Linked DNA regions of Homo sapiens: region 2 is linked to region 1. A link is an interaction called in ENCODE POLR2A ChIA-PET data of the cell type or tissue named here. Cell type or tissue: Caco-2. All regions are shown on one strand. Each heading gives the region's core, and the rest is flanking DNA. Links, peaks and the distances in the headings are about the cores only.

Region 1 (2,914 bases), core at 230-2,729:
AGTATAGAATTCAACTTCTTTCATTTTATAGATGATAAAACCAAGGATCCAGAAAGGTGAAGTGACTTAATCAAAAGTCAGAGGATAAGTGACAGTGCTGGTTCCAGAAGCTGATGTTTCAAGTAGAACATGTTCTCTTTAGATTTTAAGATACTTTTATTTTTTGAAATCCTTTTAGGATTGGGATCACTAAAAACATGCCTTGGCTCTGTAGCATCATTTCATGATGTTCAGCGTCATTCTTGGCAGGACCCTGCGCTCATGAAACTTACACTGTAATAATGGCATAAATAAGTAAACAAAGAAGACGATACGAGCTAAAATAAAATTAAGCAGGGTAATAAGTAATGGAATTAGTAGGATCTTTAGAGTGCCTTTCTGTCATGACGGCATTTGAGCTGAAATCTGAAAGTTAGGAAAGAACTGGTCTTCTGAGGGAAGAGAGCATTCCAGGCAGAGGGAACACAGATGAGGCAGTGTCTTCAGGGACTTACAGAAAGAGAAGGCCAGTGTGACTAGAACAGGGCAAGAAGTAAGTGATCAAGTGAAGGAAAAAACAAAAACAAGCTCCTTGGCACTTTTGATTAAAGGTGCTATACAGGGCAGTCTGCTTGCATTATGGTTATTGAAAGTCTTGAAAATACACTGAGTTCTCAATTTTCAAGTGTTAGTGTATTTTAAGTTTCTTAATGTAAGTGAGTGATTAGAGTCCTTTGCCTTAACTCGTTTAGAAGCAGGATTAGGGAGGCTGAGTCTGGTGAATTAATTTTTTTTTTTTTTTTAGACAGAGTCTCACTCTGTTGCCCAGGCTGGAGTACAGTGGCAAGATCATGGCTCATTGCAGCCTCCACCTTCTTTGGCTGAAGCGATCCTCCTGCCTCAGCCTCCTGAATAGCTGGACTATGGATGCACACCACTACACCTGGCTGATTGTTTTGTTTTTGTTTTGTTTCTGAGACAAAGTCTCACTCTGTCGCCCTGGCTGGAGTGCAGTGGCGTGATCTCATCTCACTGCAATCTCTGCCTCTTGGGTTCAAGCGATTCTCATGCCTCAGCCTCCCGAGTAGCTAGGATCACAGGCATGTGCCACCATGCCCGGCTAATTTTGTATTTTTAGTAGAGACAGGGTTTCACCATGTTGGCCAGGCTGGTCTTGAGATCCCGACCTCAGGTGATCTGCCCACCTCAGCCTACCAAAGTGCTGGGATTTCAGGCATGAGCTACTGCGCCTGGCCTGTTTTTTATTTTTAAATTATTTGTAGAGATGAGGTCTCGCTATGTTGCCCAGGCTGGTCTTGAACTCCAGGGCTCAAGTGATTTTCCCATCGTGGCCTCCCAAAGTGCTGGGATTACAGGTGGGAGCCACCACACCTGGCTTTTTTTCTAATATTAAATAATTTATTTTTGCACAGTAAGACTTCTTGGAAGTTGTCACTAACGTTAAAGTTGGGAGATTCCATGTAAAAATCTGCATCCCTGGCCTCTCTTGAAAAGTCAGATGGTCTGGAAACCCTGGATTTATGTGGTAAAGATTGCCTGGAGTTGATGAACAAGTGGGCACAAGCTTTCTGATTTTGAAGTCCTGGCTCCTCCTAGTGGTCCCTGTCCCCAGCCTGGAGAGGCCAGGTGTCATTTGCAATTCATTATTGTGCTGTTGTGCATATTGTGCTGTTGTGCCACCTTTTTTTTTTTGAGGCGGAGTCTCGCTCTGTCGCCCAGGCTGGAGTGCAGTGGCGCGATCTCGGCTCACTGCAAGCTCTGCCTCCCGGGTTCACGCCATTCTCCTGCCTCAGCCTCCTGAGTAGCTGGGACTACAGGCGCCCACCACCGCACCCAGCTAATTTTTTGTATTTTTAGTAGAGACGGGGTTTCACCGTGGTCTTGATCTCCTGACCTCGTGATCCGCCCACCTCGGCCTCCCAAAGTGCTGGGATTACAGGCATGAGCCACCGCGCCCGTCCTGTGCCACCTTTTTTAAGTTAAGAAGTAAGTGAAATTATTTGTACTCCAAAGTATCAAAATTAGGAAAACAAAAGACCAAGAATGTTTTTTGTTCAAGAAAAAAATGAAAGTCTTTTTTTGAGAAAGTGAAATAGTTATGTGTTGTACCTGTTTAATAATTAAACACAAATGTGACCACATATACCTAAATGTCTGCTTGCAGCTAGCTTCACTTAACTTTCCTCTTGGCTCTCTCCCTTTGCAACCCTGGAAGGTTCTGTGTTTTGTTTGTGTTAATGCAGTATCTCTGGAATGCTAGGATATGTAGGATCCATAGGGCAAATAGTTCTTCTGAAATGTCTTATCTGTGACATTTGATGACATTTGGTTGAGCTGTTGTCAAACCTTTAGCAATCTAGAGCATTCCATTTCCTAAGGTTCACTGACTTGGGTTGATCAGTTGAGTGGACAAATAACCTTTAAAAACCAAAGTGTAGGCCTGACGTCACATGAATGTAGACAGCAAATTCATCTACCTTCAATGAAACAGATGACTGGGACACAGGCATTCTGTGTTACCAGATTAGGCAAATGCAGGTTCCTTTTGGCACCCCTATCTCTAGTGATTCTAGATTTGATGACAGTATAATGACAGTATAATGATGAAAATTCAGAAATTTAACATTGATACAATGCTACTGTTTAATTCAGTACCCATAGTCAAATTTTGTCAATTGTCTCAATGTTTTTCCCTTTCTCAACACAATTTCAGTCCAGAATCACTGTGTTTAAGTCTCTTTAGCCTCCTTTAATCTGGAAATATTTCTTTTTTTTTTTTTTTTTTTTTTTTTGAGTCGGAGTCTTGCTCTGTCCGCCCAGGCTGGAGTGCAGTGGCGCGATCTCGGTTCACTGCAACCTCCGCCTCCCAGGTTCATGCCATTCTCTTGTTTTAGCCTTCTAAGTAGCTGGGACT
Region 2 (2,914 bases), core at 132-2,631, 94 kb after region 1:
ATGTTTATCTGTAGCAAGCCAAGGACATTATAGTTGACCCTTGAGCAACATGGGTATGAATTGTTAAGGTCTACTTATATGTGGATTTCCTCCCACCTGTGATACTTATATGTGGATTTCCTCCCACCTGTGATAACCCTGAGACAGTAAGACTGACTCCTTTTCTTTCTCTTCCTTCTCGGCCTACTCAATGTGAAGACAACAAGAAGGATGAAGGCCTTTATGGTGATCCAGTTCCACTTAATGATAAATGTATTTTCTCTTATGATTTTCTTTCTTTCTTTTTTTTTTTTTCTTTTTTTTTAAGATGGAGTCTCACTCTGTCACCCAGACTGGAGTGCAGTGGCATGATCTCAGCTCACTGCAACCTCCACCTCCGGGTTCAAGCAATCCTCCTGCCTCAGCCTCCCGAGTAGCTGGGATTACAGGCGCATACCAGGTTGCCTGGCTAATTTTTGTGTTTTTAGTAGAGACAGGGTTTCGCCTTATTGGCCAGACTGGTCTCAAACTCTTGACCGCAGGTGATCCACCCACCTCAGCCTCCCAAAGTACTGGGATTACTGGCGTGAGCCACCATGCCCCACCATGATTTTCTTAATAACATTTTCTTTTCTCCAGCTTATTTTTGTAAGAATACCATATATCATACATATAACATATAAAATATGTATTATTTTGACTGACGGTATTAAATATGTGTTATCTAATATGGACTGACCGTTTATGTTATCAGTAATGCTTCTAGTCAGCAGTAGCTATTAATAAAAATTTTTGGGAAGTCAAAAGTTATGCAGATTTTCGACTGTGTGGAGCAGGGGGTTGGCACCCCTAACCCCAGTGTTGTTCAAGGGTCAATTGTAGTTTAAAATCTTCCCTTCCTTTTCCCATCTGTACTCACTGAGTCGTCATCCAGGGTGGAGGAGGTCATGTAGGGATCTTCATGGTCCTAGTGTGTAAGCACCTGTGGGACCTCCCTCCTAGGAGTGGCATGGAAGGTGCTGCTGGGATGGACATCAACCAACCCCCAAGGTAGAGGCCAAGTCGCTGTTGGCTAGATACAGGCAATTGGTACCTTTCCGAAGCTCTCTGTGGTGTTAGTTCACTGTAATGGAGGATTCAGAGAGGGGCAGCCAACTCCATGCCCTGTGAGCCTGGGACAGTTGTTTGTCCACTTGCTCAGGCTCTTGACAGAGCAGCTTCTTACTGCATGACAGCTTTTTAGGCACTCTCCCTTCTCACCACTTTACCTTTACTTTCTTCTTATCCTAGTTTTACCTCTCTCTGAAGACAGGTAATGATTAGCTGCCCCTTTTTTCAGTGGACACATTTGACATTGTAGAGGAACATGGAATAAAACAACTGTTCATTTAAGATTTCTATGTCTGTCACAAATGGCTTTTCAAGTTTCACATGTCAAAATTGATAGGTTATCAAGGAAAAGTAAAAAGAAGGCATTCACTTTTTACAGTATACACAATTTTAATAACAAAACTTGCCTGTACACTGCTCTTTATGTTACCCTCCCCCCTCCCAAAACACCCTGCATAATAGTATTTTCTTCCCACCCTCAACCCATCTGCCCACCTCCCACCCAAAAAGAAAAATGGCTCTTGAAGGTGATTGAACACAATGTATTTGGACTGTACTTTGAGTTTCCAGTCTCAGTGTTGATAGGAAGGTTCACCAAACATTCCATATATCAGACTTAAAAAAAAAAAAAAAAACCGCTAAGGACAAAAATGTTAGTTGAAAGAGTTGCAGAGGTTTCCAAATGTTTGCAATAGCAGAATGAAAGCTTAAACAGTAATTTTCTATTTGTTTTTGGCCTTATTCAAGTACTATGAGTTTGCCCCAGGTTAGATAGAGAAATATTTAATTATCTATAGATGGCCTTACTGTCTCTCTCTCTTTTTTTTTTTTTTTCCTGGCTCAAGGGCTTTAGTCAATAAGATATGAAAAGTATGCCCCCAAACAGACTTTTCAGATAGGTCTGTCGCTGTATTCCTGTATTAGGAAAACGATCATGTAAGTCAGCTGTTAAAAATATTCTTTAACAAATTTTATATTGATATCCACACTTCAGAAAAAGAACAGGACATTTATAGCTTTTTCCCCTGATAGCTGTGTGTAGGAAGTGTGCCTTAAGAAAATGAAATGCCTGTTTTGAATTTTAGAATTCAAACCTAGTGCTACATAGGGCTCATTTTTATTGGAAAGATGGAGTCTAGCTCTTGGTGACTAGCATTAGAATAAGCAGATGGATTTTAATAATTAGTGGCGTTGGGAAGTTCAGTCAATTCCATTTATTGAATTGATACAGAAATTAACTTAGGCACATTAAGAAATTACATGTGTTAGTACAGATTTTTGGCTTAAAAAATTAGTATCTTTGCTTTTTGATGCTGGCAGTGGGTATTCTCAGAGTTGTGTGTGGATTTACAAGTTTATCAGCCCACTCTTTTCAGAAAGGTGATTGAAATCCCTGTCATGCTACAGAAATGAATATAAACGATTTCAAACTAGTTCTTGGTTTCTAGATGGGTATGGTATCATAGTCTTCTTTAGCTTTCCTTTTTCCAGAGAGATTAATTATTTTTCTGGTTCTTAATGGTCATTTTCCTCTAATCTTAAAAATAGAAAAAAAATGGAGTGGGTAGTGGTGGTGAAGAGGATAAAACCCCATCAAAAAACAAAAGCTCTGACACTGTGTAACCAAGATCCGCAGCGTTGCTGTGATGCTGTTCCGTTCTAGCCAGTTGGTAAAGAAAGCACAGATGACTAACAGTCTAATCTTCAAACCTGTGCTGATTCTGAAACACAAATGGACAAAAATGAAAGAAAATCTTGCCTTCTACAGGCAATTAAAAAGGGAGGTTTTTGCTTTTAAATGAGAAAGGAAAATACCTTTTTGGTA

What was found. Peaks named below come from ENCODE experiments on the same cell type or tissue, not always from the same donor. Only the 100,000 strongest peaks of a DNase experiment are listed, where the experiment ranks them.
Region 2: POLR2A ChIA-PET joins it to region 1 with 5 read pairs; 4 of 35 experiments call an interaction of 5 or more read pairs at or near these places.

What each region holds. Positions count from the first base shown.
Region 1 is chr5:138,772,948-138,775,861 of GRCh38, forward strand. All of the region lies in intron 1 of CTNNA1 (catenin alpha 1), which reads left to right. Among named protein-coding and RNA genes, the nearest start is that of CTNNA1-AS1, 20 kb to the left of the region's middle. In Caco-2, for the core only: no CTCF peak of the experiment used is centred there; DNase peaks (open chromatin) are centred at 1,613 and 2,214.
Region 2 is chr5:138,867,467-138,870,380 of GRCh38, forward strand. All of the region lies in intron 7 of CTNNA1 (catenin alpha 1), which reads left to right. LRRTM2 (leucine rich repeat transmembrane neuronal 2) reads right to left here. Exons shown (of 2, transcript NM_015564.3): 2 at 1,455-2,914. Among named protein-coding and RNA genes, the nearest start is that of LRRTM2, 6.4 kb to the right of the region's middle. In Caco-2, for the core only: no CTCF peak of the experiment used is centred there; no DNase peak of the experiment used is centred there.